Linked DNA regions of Homo sapiens: region 2 is linked to region 1. A link is an interaction called in ENCODE POLR2A ChIA-PET data of the cell type or tissue named here. Cell type or tissue: OCI-LY7. All regions are shown on one strand. Each heading gives the region's core, and the rest is flanking DNA. Links, peaks and the distances in the headings are about the cores only.

Region 1 (5,382 bases), core at 238-5,237:
TTTTTTTGAGACAGGGTTTTGTCATGTTGACCCAGGCTGGCCTTGAACTCCTGGTCTTGAGTGATCCACCCACCTTGGCCTCCCAAAGTGCCAGGATTGTAGGCATGAGTCACCACACCCAGCACTCCCTCTATAGTTTTATATTTTCCATTAATTTTCCATCTATTAAAAATTATTTTTGAAGGATGGGATCTTGCTATAAGGCTGGCCTTGAACTCCTGGGCTCAAGTGATCCTCCTGCTTCAGCCTCTGGAGTAGCTGGGACTACAAGCATTCCACTGCGCCCAGCTTACATCTATTTTTTTGGGGGGGGTCCAGTTTATTGGAGATTCCTTTGATTTTATTTTGGTTATCATAGTTTTTAACTTTTAAGAACTTTTTCTTATCTCTTTTTTAAAAAGGAAACTCTGTTATTTGTTTTATTGACATAGGAACTTCATCTTTTAACCATCTCTGAGTATACTCTGTGTGTGTGTATGTGTGTATGTGTGTGTAGCAATTTGTTCAGCTCTGTGATTTGTTACTGTATCCAGTGTTTTTTTTTTCCTATTTGTTCTTTTCTGTCTCTTTCTTGGCACAGGCTATTTTCAAATGCCTGGGACTCTTGTCCTCTACTCATAGTTAGAAGCAGGGTGCTTAAAATGCTGACAGGCAGTTCTGAGGGCATAGACAGGTTGACTGGAGGCTTCATTGTTAGTACCTAAAGGTCTTTTCTCTGTCATTTAGTGTCTTCAGGGAAGAATCATTCAGTCTCTTGAATTAAGAGATGGGTTTTTCTGTATGACAAAGCTAGAGATGGAAGTTCAGAAACCTTACATACATAGCTTTTCAGGCTCTGAATTAGGTTTAGGATCCAGGAGGGTGGCAGGCATCTGCAAATATCTCTTCTTCTTCTTCTTCTTTTTTTTTTTTTTTTTTTAGACAGAGTCTTGCTCTGTCACCCAGGCTGGAGTGCAGTGGCACAATCTTGGCTCACTGCAACCTCTGCCTCCCAGGTTCAAGCAGTTCTCCTGCCTCAGCCTCCCAAGTAGCTGGGATTACAGGCATGTGCCACCACGCCCAGCTAATTTTTTTTTTTTTTTTTGTATTTTTAGTAGAGACAGGGTTTCACCATGTTAGCCAGGATGGTCTCGATCTCCTGAACTTGTGATCCACCCACCTCAGCCTCCCAAAGTGCTGGGATTACAGGCGTGAGCCACCGCGCCCAGCCCCAGCTAATTTTTGTAGTTTTAGTAGAGTCAGGGTGTCACCATGTTGGCCAGACTGGTCTTGAATTCCTGACCTCAGGTGATGTGCCCGCCTCGGTCTCCCAGAGTGCTGGGATTACAGGCGTGAGCCACCACGCCCGGCCAAATATCTCTTCTTAAGGGCGAAAATGATGTAAGTCCTCTGAGTGGTGATGTAAGCCTTAAGTATATAAGAACTGTGGCAGTCCAGCCTGGCGCAGTGGCTCATGCCTGTAATCCCAGCACTTTGGGAAGCCCAGGTGGGTGGATCACTTGAGGTCAGGAGTTTGGGACCAGCCTGGCCAACATGGTGAAACTCTATCTCTACTAAAAATACAAAAATGAGCCAGGCATGGTGGCACATGTCTATAATCCCAGCTACTCAGGAGGCTGAGGCACAGCATGAGGATCACTTGAACCTGGGCGAGCCGAGATCACACCACTGCGCTCCAGCCTGGATGACAGAGTGAGACCCCATCCCAAAAAAAAGAACTGTGGCATTTACATTGGAGCTTCTCAGATTAGGTAATACCCTGCTTTGTGTGGACAGTGTCAGCAGCCCCTGCTTGGGAGGTTACTGACTCTGGGGGCCGGAGCAAGCTGTGCTAAGAGGTTCTCCAACTGCATGGAGTTCCTAAATTTCTGTACCCTTGGATGAAGCAATTGGAAACTTATCGTATGGTGTAGTTTGTGTGTGTGTGTGTGTTGCATATGCATGTGCGTTTTCACTTAGCTGTAGTCTCTAGAAATCTGCATGTGGCACATGTCAGTTACTCGATAGGGAGACTTTCAACCACTCTCCCTGCTTTCAGAACTCTGCCTTATCCCTTGTCTTCTAGGGACATGGTGCCCCCAAGTATTGCTCTCAGGCATTCTATGGGGAGACCTATCTGGTTTCTCTTGGGAATTCACCCTTTCAGTGACAAATTCCCCTATTTTGCTAAATCTTTCATCTCATTTCTGTCTCTGTCTTCCAAAGTTTGTTTGAAGATTTCTGTCAACCTTCTTAACTCAAGAACACCTTTCTCTCTTAAATGAAGACATATGGCTTTGCACACTCTGAAGGGTTGAGACCCAGGAGTGTTGCAGATGTCTATAAATATTTCTTCTTGTATTCATCCATTCTTGCATTGCTGTAAAGAAATACCCGAGACTGGGTAATTTATAAAGAAAACAGGTTTAATTGGCCCATGGTTCTGAAGGCTGTATAGAAAGCATAGTGGCTTCTGCTTCTGGGGAGGCCTCAGGAAACTTACAATCATGGTTGAAGGCGAAGGGGAAGCAGTACCTCACATGGCTGAAGCAGGAAGAAGAGAGAGGGGGCAGCTGCCACACAGTTTTAAACAACCAGATCTCACAATAACTCACTCACTGACTCTCATGAGAACAGCATCAAGGAGATGGCGCTAACTCATTCATGAGAACTCCAGACCCTGATGATCCAGTCACCTCCTACTAGGCCCCATCTCCAACACTGGGGATTACAATTTGACACGAGTTTAGTGGGGACACAGATCCAAACCATATCACTTCTTTTTTTTTTGTTTTTTTGAGACAGGGTCTCACTTTGTCACCCAGGCTGGAGGGCAGTGGCATGATCTCAGCTCACTGCAGCCTCCACCTCCTGGGTTCAAGTGATCCTCCTGCCTTAGTCCCCCAAGTAGTTGGGACTGCAATTGTGTGCCACCATGCCTGGCTAATTTTTGTATCTTTTTTAGAGATTATGGGGTTTCACCATGTTGCCCAGACTGGTTTTGAACTCTTGAGCTCAAGCGATCTGCTCACCTTGGCCTCCCAAAGTGTGAGCCACCACACCTGACCTTCTCCTTCTTCTTTTTTTTTTAATTTAATAACTTTTTTTTTGTAGAGACACACGGTCTCACTATGTTGCCCAGGCTAGTCTTGAATTCCTGGCCTCAAGCAATCTTCCTGTCTCAGCTTCCCAAAGTGCTGGGGTTACATGCAGGAGTCACCATCCCTGGATTGTTTTATTATGTTGATTACGATCTACTAAGTTTGTTTTATAACCCACTGGATCGCACCTGCTGTAAAAACAATGCTCTAGTTAATGTGAATGAAACCTAAACTGTAGGTTCGCACTTTCTTGCCCTTTCACTTTCTTCAGTTTATTGCCAGAATGAAATGACATTGCTTTGAAATTAAAGAAAAATAGTTATTAGGGCTCCTCCATCTTAACAAGGCAACGATGATCATTTTGTAATGATCCTTACCTATGATTGTTTTCGCTATGCATATGTAATTGTCATCTTAGTTGTGTAGCTAGGAGATACTTCGGTTACACAGTTCTTACATTTCTTAAGACTTAATTTTTTTAGAGCAGTGTTAAGTTCACAACAAAATTGAGTGGAAGGTATGAGATCTCTCATATACCTCCTGCCCCAACACATGTAGAGTCTCTCCCATTATCAACGTCCCCTACCAGAGTAGTACACCTGCTGCAACTGATGAGCCTATACTGACTCCTCTCTGTAATTAATTTATTTTTTGTTTTGTAATTTCAACTATATTTTAGATTCAGGGAGTACAGGTGTGAGTTTGTTACATGTAGAATTCATTGTTGGTGTTGGACATTCTATCAGTTTGGACAAATTTATAATGACACGGATCCACCATTATAGTATCATACTGACTATTTGCACTCCCCTAAAATCCTCTGTCCTCCACCTATTCATCCCTCCCCAACACACTGCCACAGCCACTGGCAGCCACACAGTCTGCCATTCTTTTTGCCATTACTGCAGGGTCACCTGAGTAATGTGCCATCTCTTTGAGCTAAAGTTTTATTTGTTGAAAGAACTTTGGCATTTACTTAGTATTAGACCTTCAGATAGAATGTTGATGGATTTTTATTGAACTCACTGATATTCTTTTTATTAAGCATTTTTTTCTAATTATAGAATCATACATATGAATTTTGGAAAATCCAGACAAGTACAAAGAAGAAAATAACATTTATAATTCCACTGTTGTAAGATAACCACTATAACAATTTAGTGTATTTCTTTCATGTAATCTTTTTTTGCAAGAATAGTTTTACATTTTTCTTATACTACACACACAATATAATCTTTTTATTTTTGTTTTTATTTTTTGAGATGGAGTTTCGGTCTTATTGCCCAGGCTGGAGTGCAATGGTGTGATCTTGGCTCACTGCAGCCTCCACCTCCTGGGTTCAAGCAATTCTCCTGTCTCAGCCTCCCGAGTGGCTGGGATTACAGGCGTCCACCACCACGCCCGGCTAATTTTTTGTATTTTTAGTAGAGATGGAGATTTGCCATGTTGGCCAGGCTGATCTTGAACTCCTGACCTCAGGTGATCTGCCCGCCTCGGCCTCCCAAAGTGCTGGCATTACAGGTCTAAGCGCACCTGGCCATCTTTTTTAAACAACATTGTATCATAAGCATTCTTACTTTGTTGAAACTATTTAGTAAATATCATTTAAACTCTATTATTGGATCTTTAGGCATTGTTAGTTTTATTGTTTTTGTATGCTAATATAAAGAACTGTAGTAAACATCTAATGCCTCAATATTTGTCTGCATTTTAGGGCACATTCTTAAGAAATATTTTATTTATTTTTTAATTATTATTATTTTTTGGTAGAGATGCAGTCTCCCTATGTTGCCCAAGCTGGTCTTGAACTCCTGGGCTCAAGTGATCTTCCCACCTCGGACTCACAAAGTGTTGTGATTACAAGCATGAGCCACTATACCTGGTCAAAGACAGATTTTAAAAGCAGAATTACTGAAACCAAAGATATGGGCACTTATAGGACTCTTGACACTTACTGCTGAGTCACTTTTCAGGAGAGTTGGAGGTCTGGGGGTGGGTGGTTGTTTTTTAAAGATGAGAGAGACTTGGGTTATTCAGCATTTGCAGGTGAGGAGCCCCAGAAGAGGGGGCACAGCCTGGTAGTGTGGGAGTGACGATGCCGTGCTCTCAAAGAGGTAGGTGAGGGTTGAAAGCCAGCACATGAGAAGTGTTGTGCTCTCTGATGCAGGAAGAAAATACATCGTGTTGGGGGGTGGGTGTGACAAGTCTGTGCACACAGGTATGCAGGTTGGGAGGAGCCAAGGGAGTCCCCAGCATGGCTTTTATCCTCTCCTCAGAGTCAGGGAGTGAGGATGGAGACTGG
Region 2 (5,382 bases), core at 286-5,285, 54 kb after region 1:
CTATGAACACGTGACCTACAGTAAGAGGTTAGAGCTTCAGGCCAAGCAGGGCTAACCTCACGCAACAGTGAGAAACAAGTTATTCATCTTTGGGGTCCTTCAATGGCCTCTGAGCATTCCTGCTTGGATCCTACCTCCCCTAGCCTCTCCCTGGGGCCTCCACATGTTTGGTGCTCCAAAAGAGATACCCCTGGCACGAACCCATTTCTGTCCAGTTGGCAAGTCCATGCAAACATCTCAATTATCTAATCAGAACTTGCCTCTTCAGGCCCTGCCCCTAGCCCAGATAGAACACGCCAAGGATAGGAGGAAGAGGGCCACGTTCCCACAGTCACAATATTTGCTTTGAACTAAGATTGAACTTCCTTCCTTTTTTATTGGCCTCTGTTCAACCATCCTTTCCATTCTCCCTCTTCTCTTTTGTTGTGCTGTTTCTACATTTGGGATTCTGGTTTCCCACCTCTGCTCTCTGGCCTCCAACGCCAGACTCCCTGCTTGCCTTCTTTTCTCAGTTCCATGTTGCTCAAGCATTTTTGCCTGAAATTTGACCCCTTAGACTTGGCCTCAGATTCCACTTTTCTGAACTGCCACTCCTGGCAGCTCTGAAGGTGGGGACTGGATCCTGTTACATGCACTTCCCTTCAGAGAGGGCAAGTGGCCCAATGGCTATTTCTGCTAAACACTTGGGGCTTGAAATACAAAGCTTTTATACTGACCGGGAGTGGTGGCTCATGCCTATAATCCCAGCACTTTGGGAGGCTGAGGCAGGCAGATCACTTGAGGTCAAGAGTTCAAGACTAGCCTGGCCAACATGGTGAAACCCTGTCTCTACTAAAAATACAAAAAATTAGCTGAACATGGTGATGGGCACCTGTAATCCCAGATACTTGGGAGGCTGAGGCAGGAGAATCACTTGAACCCAGGAGGTGGAGATTGCAGTGAGCCAAGATCATGCTACTGCACTCCAGCCTGGATGACAGAGTGAGACCCTGTCTTAAAAAAAAAAAAACCCACAAAGCTTTAACACCACTATTTTCCAAGATGTGAAATGTCCAAGTCATCTCAGGAGATATTTAAGAAAATAAGGGTCCTATGAAAATACCTGAGAAACATTCAGCAAATTTGCATACTTTCTTCTTTCTCATGGAGAATCACAGCACATCTTTAGCCCATTGCAGATTCTGGAAACTCCTATTGTAAAGAGACCTTTGAACTTGGCATTTCATAATTGTATTTGAGTGCCAGAAATATTTTTCCAGCAAGTACTTATTAAACAGCTCACAGAACTACTGATTCCTGGAGATGGCTGCCTTCATTCACTTAATGGTGGTATCCAATGTGGGAGAGTATAGGCATCCTGGTAGGTGCTTGTCTATAGAGTTTTTCAACTTAGTCCTCGCAATGGACCTGCGAAGTAGATTGTATTACCCCTACTTTATTGTATTGTAGATTGTATTACTCCTACTTTAAAGAGGAGGCTGGGACTCAGTGAGGTGAAGCTTTGCAAAGCCCACACTGCTGGTAGCTGGGAGGGACTGGATTCAAGCCCAAGACTGCCAACCCTTGAGCCTGCTCACATCTTTTTGGGCCCCACTGGCAGCCAGGGGTGAAGAATAGGCCATCTTATATTGAATCTGCTGGTGACAGCTGTCAGAGTGGCAGAACAGGGCAATGTCACTTCTCTGGGCAACTCTCTGGTGGCAACCAAGGAAATCTACTATATGTTGTTGTAGGGGTGCCTGGCAAGTCCAGCCTACAGAATCCACTTCTGGGGCTGGATTATCCTCTCCCTTACTGACCCACCTGCAGTCCACCTTTAGGATCTGCTGGATGTATCTTCAAACTATTTTTTAAAAATCTGACTATTTCTGGCTGGGCCCAGTGGCTCAAGCCTGTAATTCCAGCACTTTGGGAAACTGAGACGGGTGGATCACCTGAGGTCAGGAGTTTGAGACCAGCCTGACCAATATGGTGAAATCCTGTCTCTACTAAAAATATAAAAATTAGCCAGACATAGTGGTGGGCACCTGTAGTCCCAGCTACTCAGGACGCTGAGACAGGAGAATTGCTTGAACCCAGGAAGCAGAGGTTGCAGTGAGCCAAGATCGTGCCATTGCACTCCTGCCTGAGTGACAGAGCAAGACTCCATCTCAAAAAAAATAAAAATAAAAAATAAAAAACTGACATTTCCGTCACCTCTGCCTTTGCTACTCTAGTCTAAGCCACCAACATTTATTGCCAAAATATTGCCTTTGTAATAATAAAGGTCCCTTAGCTCGTCACTTCCACTCTTGACTATGACCTATCCTGTTGTTAAAAAGGTGATCTTTTTCAAACAATAATCACATCATGCCTCTTCCTTTCTCAAAAATCTCCAAAAGCTTCCCATCACACCTTAACTCACATTCCAATTCTTTACCATTCCCTATGTTAATCTAGCTCCTGCCACCCTCTCTAGCCTCAAGTTGTTCTCCCCTGTGTCGGTCTTGCTCTAGCTTCATTGGTTTCCGTCAATAACTTGTGTGTGAGCCCAGCCAAGATCAGCCAAGATCAGCAGAGCCACCCAGCCAAGCTCCCTAAACGTGTGGGCAGTACGAGCTCAGTGTTGTACCTCACAGAGGCTTCTGGATGGCTTGTTACAGACACCATTTGGCAATAAAGAGCTAATGATTGGCCAGGCTTGCTGGTTCACGCCTATAATCCTAGCACTTTGGGAGGCTGAGGTGGGAAGATTTCTTGAGCCCAGGAGTTTGAGACCAGGCTGGGCAACATAGCAAGATCCCATTTCTAAAAATTAAAAGAAAAAGAGCCAATGGTTGACTTCCTTGTTTGACTCCATTTTATGCTTGAATGCCTCCCACTGAAAGTGACTGTTCCTGACTGTTTCATCATTTTCTATTTCTTTAGTTTTAAACTTTTAAATAAAATGCACTGTATTTTATTTTATGTTCTTTATCTTTCTTTACTTTCTTGCTTTGCTTTAGTTGCTTTTGGCAGTTATCACTACCTAAAGCTATATTATATAATTATTGTTCCTTTTTTGTCAGTCTCTTTCAATAAGCTCTTCTAGGGCAGGGATCTTGTCTTATTCATTACTGTCTCCTTAGGGTCTGTAACAGTGCTTATGCAAAGTAGGTGCTCAGGAAATATTTGTTGAATAAAACGCTGACATTAAATTCTTTTTATCTTCAGGAGGCCTTCCCTGATTCCTGCTGATATGGTTTGGCTCTGTCCCCATCCAAGTCTCATCTTGCATTGTAGCTCCCCTGATCTCCACATGTCATGGGAGGGACCCGGTGGGAGGTAATAGAATCTTGGGGGCGGGTCTTTCCTGTGCTGTTCTCATGATAGTGAATAAGTCTCAGGAGATCTGATGGTTTTATAAAGGGCAGTTCCCCTGCACAGGCTGTCTTGTCTGCTGCCATGATGTGATTGAGGATGTGATTTTGCTCCTCATTTGCCTTCTGCCATGATTGTGAGACGTGGCAGAAGTTCCACAGCCATGTGGAACTGTGAGTCCATTAAACCTCTTTCCTTTATAAATTACCCAGTCTTTGATATGTCTTAATTAGCAGCGTGAGAACAGACTAATACACCTGCCTACCAGCACTTAATGGTTAGGTGCTTCCCTACTATTCTAGTGCTTTCCTATCTCAGCTCTTTAATATTGACTGCTTATTTATCTGTATTCTCCTCTAGACTATGATTTTCTTGAGATCAGGAGCTCTATGTTGATTATCATTGTATCCCTAGAGCTTGGCATAAAGGCCTGGTGCATGGCAATGGTCACTAAACATTTTCTGAAGGTATGAGTACGTAATCAGGATCTGGTGAGCCCATTCTGGGATGAATGACTATTACTATGTGCTAAAGGAGGAAGCAAATAGAGAGAAAGAGGCCCAAAAAGGAGAATAAGATGTCCTTATGGGCATTGGTTTTATTTGTACAGGAGCTATTTTATGAACATTTTAAATTTTAGTTGGCTGAACTGTCTACCCACAGATGATTTAAAATTGTCCCTGGAGAGTGAGTGACGCAGAAAAATGGGAATGACTGGTATTGATGTGTGAATTATACCCTTCAAAGATACTCAGCAGCCTGTATGTCAGTTACATCAGGCTCCTCCTCTTAGTTACTGTATTTAGGGCATAGACTTGAATTCAGGAGGCTAAATATAGTGTCGAGAGCCCCAGGCAATTTATAGAAGACATGGCCAAAAATTTATCTCATATTTTCTAACAAGCTTTCATTTTGGCCTGTCCCTCTTGTACTGGCTTTTTTGATCTGCTTTTATCTGGGTGAACCAGGAACAAGGAACCTTTTATTAAAGGTATCTTTACCTAAGGTTAAAAAACACCCTCACTTGTGACTCCCAGTGCAGAGGACATTTAAAGCAGAGTTTTTTTGTTGTTGTTGTTTTCAGCCTTCTCTTTATTTTCTTTCTTCTTTTCTTTCCTCTTCCTCTCTTCCTTCTCCTTCTTCTTGTTTAAATGGGCCTCATTAAACAAATGAAGGCCCATTTCTTGTTTAAATGAAGCCTCATTAGAAGAGTGGAAACAGCATCTGTGACAGTAATGAGATCACCAGACAGTGAACTTCTCGTCTGAGGTCGGTACTGAAGTCAGTCCCTATTCTAAAGGGCAAAGTAGTAAAAGCAAGACTGGGCTGCCTTTGAGGAGTTTAAAGCTTTTGTCCAACTTTGGGAGAAGGCTCAAACTCATGGTGTTAAGATGTAATCTGTGCCACTCTTTTTTTTTTTTTTTCCCGAGACGGAGTTTCGCTCTTGTCGCCCAGGCGGGAGTACAATGGTGCGATCGTGGCTCACCGCAACCTCTGCCTCCCATGTTCAAGAGATTCTCCTGCCTCAGCCTCCCGAGTAGCTGGGATTACAGGCATGTGCCACCATGCTCAGCTAAGTTTTTATATTTTTAGTAGAGACAGGGTTTCTCCATGTTGGTCAGGCTAGTCTCGAACTCCTGACCTCAGGTGATCCGACCTCCTCAGCCTCCCATAGTGCTGGGATTACAGGCCTAAGCCACTGTGCCCGGCCTGTGCCATTCCTATATAAAATGCTCCTTGCCACTTAATTTTGTACTGTATTACGCCACTTGATGATTGTGTTACAATTTATCTGTCTGCACTTACTTCTACTTGTCAATCACTCCCAGCAAAAAATCACTCGAGGGCAGCTTCCTTGTCTCATGATCTTTTCTTTTTTTACTCAATGCCCCATATATAGTAGATTCTCATAAGATAGAATTATTGTTTGATTTGAACACACACACACACACATCACACAGTTACAAGTATATACTCTAAGTATTCCTCTAAGCCTTTTTCCAAAAGGACCTCAAGGTCCTTTTGGAAGACTTGTAAGATGCA

Evidence for each region. Peaks named below come from ENCODE experiments on the same cell type or tissue, not always from the same donor. Only the 100,000 strongest peaks of a DNase experiment are listed, where the experiment ranks them.
Region 2: POLR2A ChIA-PET joins it to region 1 with 6 read pairs; 7 of 35 experiments call an interaction of 5 or more read pairs at or near these places.

The regions. Positions count from the first base shown.
Region 1 is chr2:223,784,300-223,789,681 of GRCh38, reverse strand. All of the region lies in intron 1 of AP1S3 (adaptor related protein complex 1 subunit sigma 3), which reads left to right. Among named protein-coding and RNA genes, the nearest start is that of AP1S3, 51 kb to the left of the region's middle. In OCI-LY7, for the core only: no CTCF peak of the experiment used is centred there; DNase peaks (open chromatin) are centred at 2,151 and 2,541; H3K27ac peaks cover 883 bases.
Region 2 is chr2:223,730,386-223,735,767 of GRCh38, reverse strand. No RefSeq gene overlaps it. Among named protein-coding and RNA genes, the nearest start is that of AP1S3, 100 kb to the left of the region's middle. In OCI-LY7, for the core only: no CTCF peak of the experiment used is centred there; no DNase peak of the experiment used is centred there.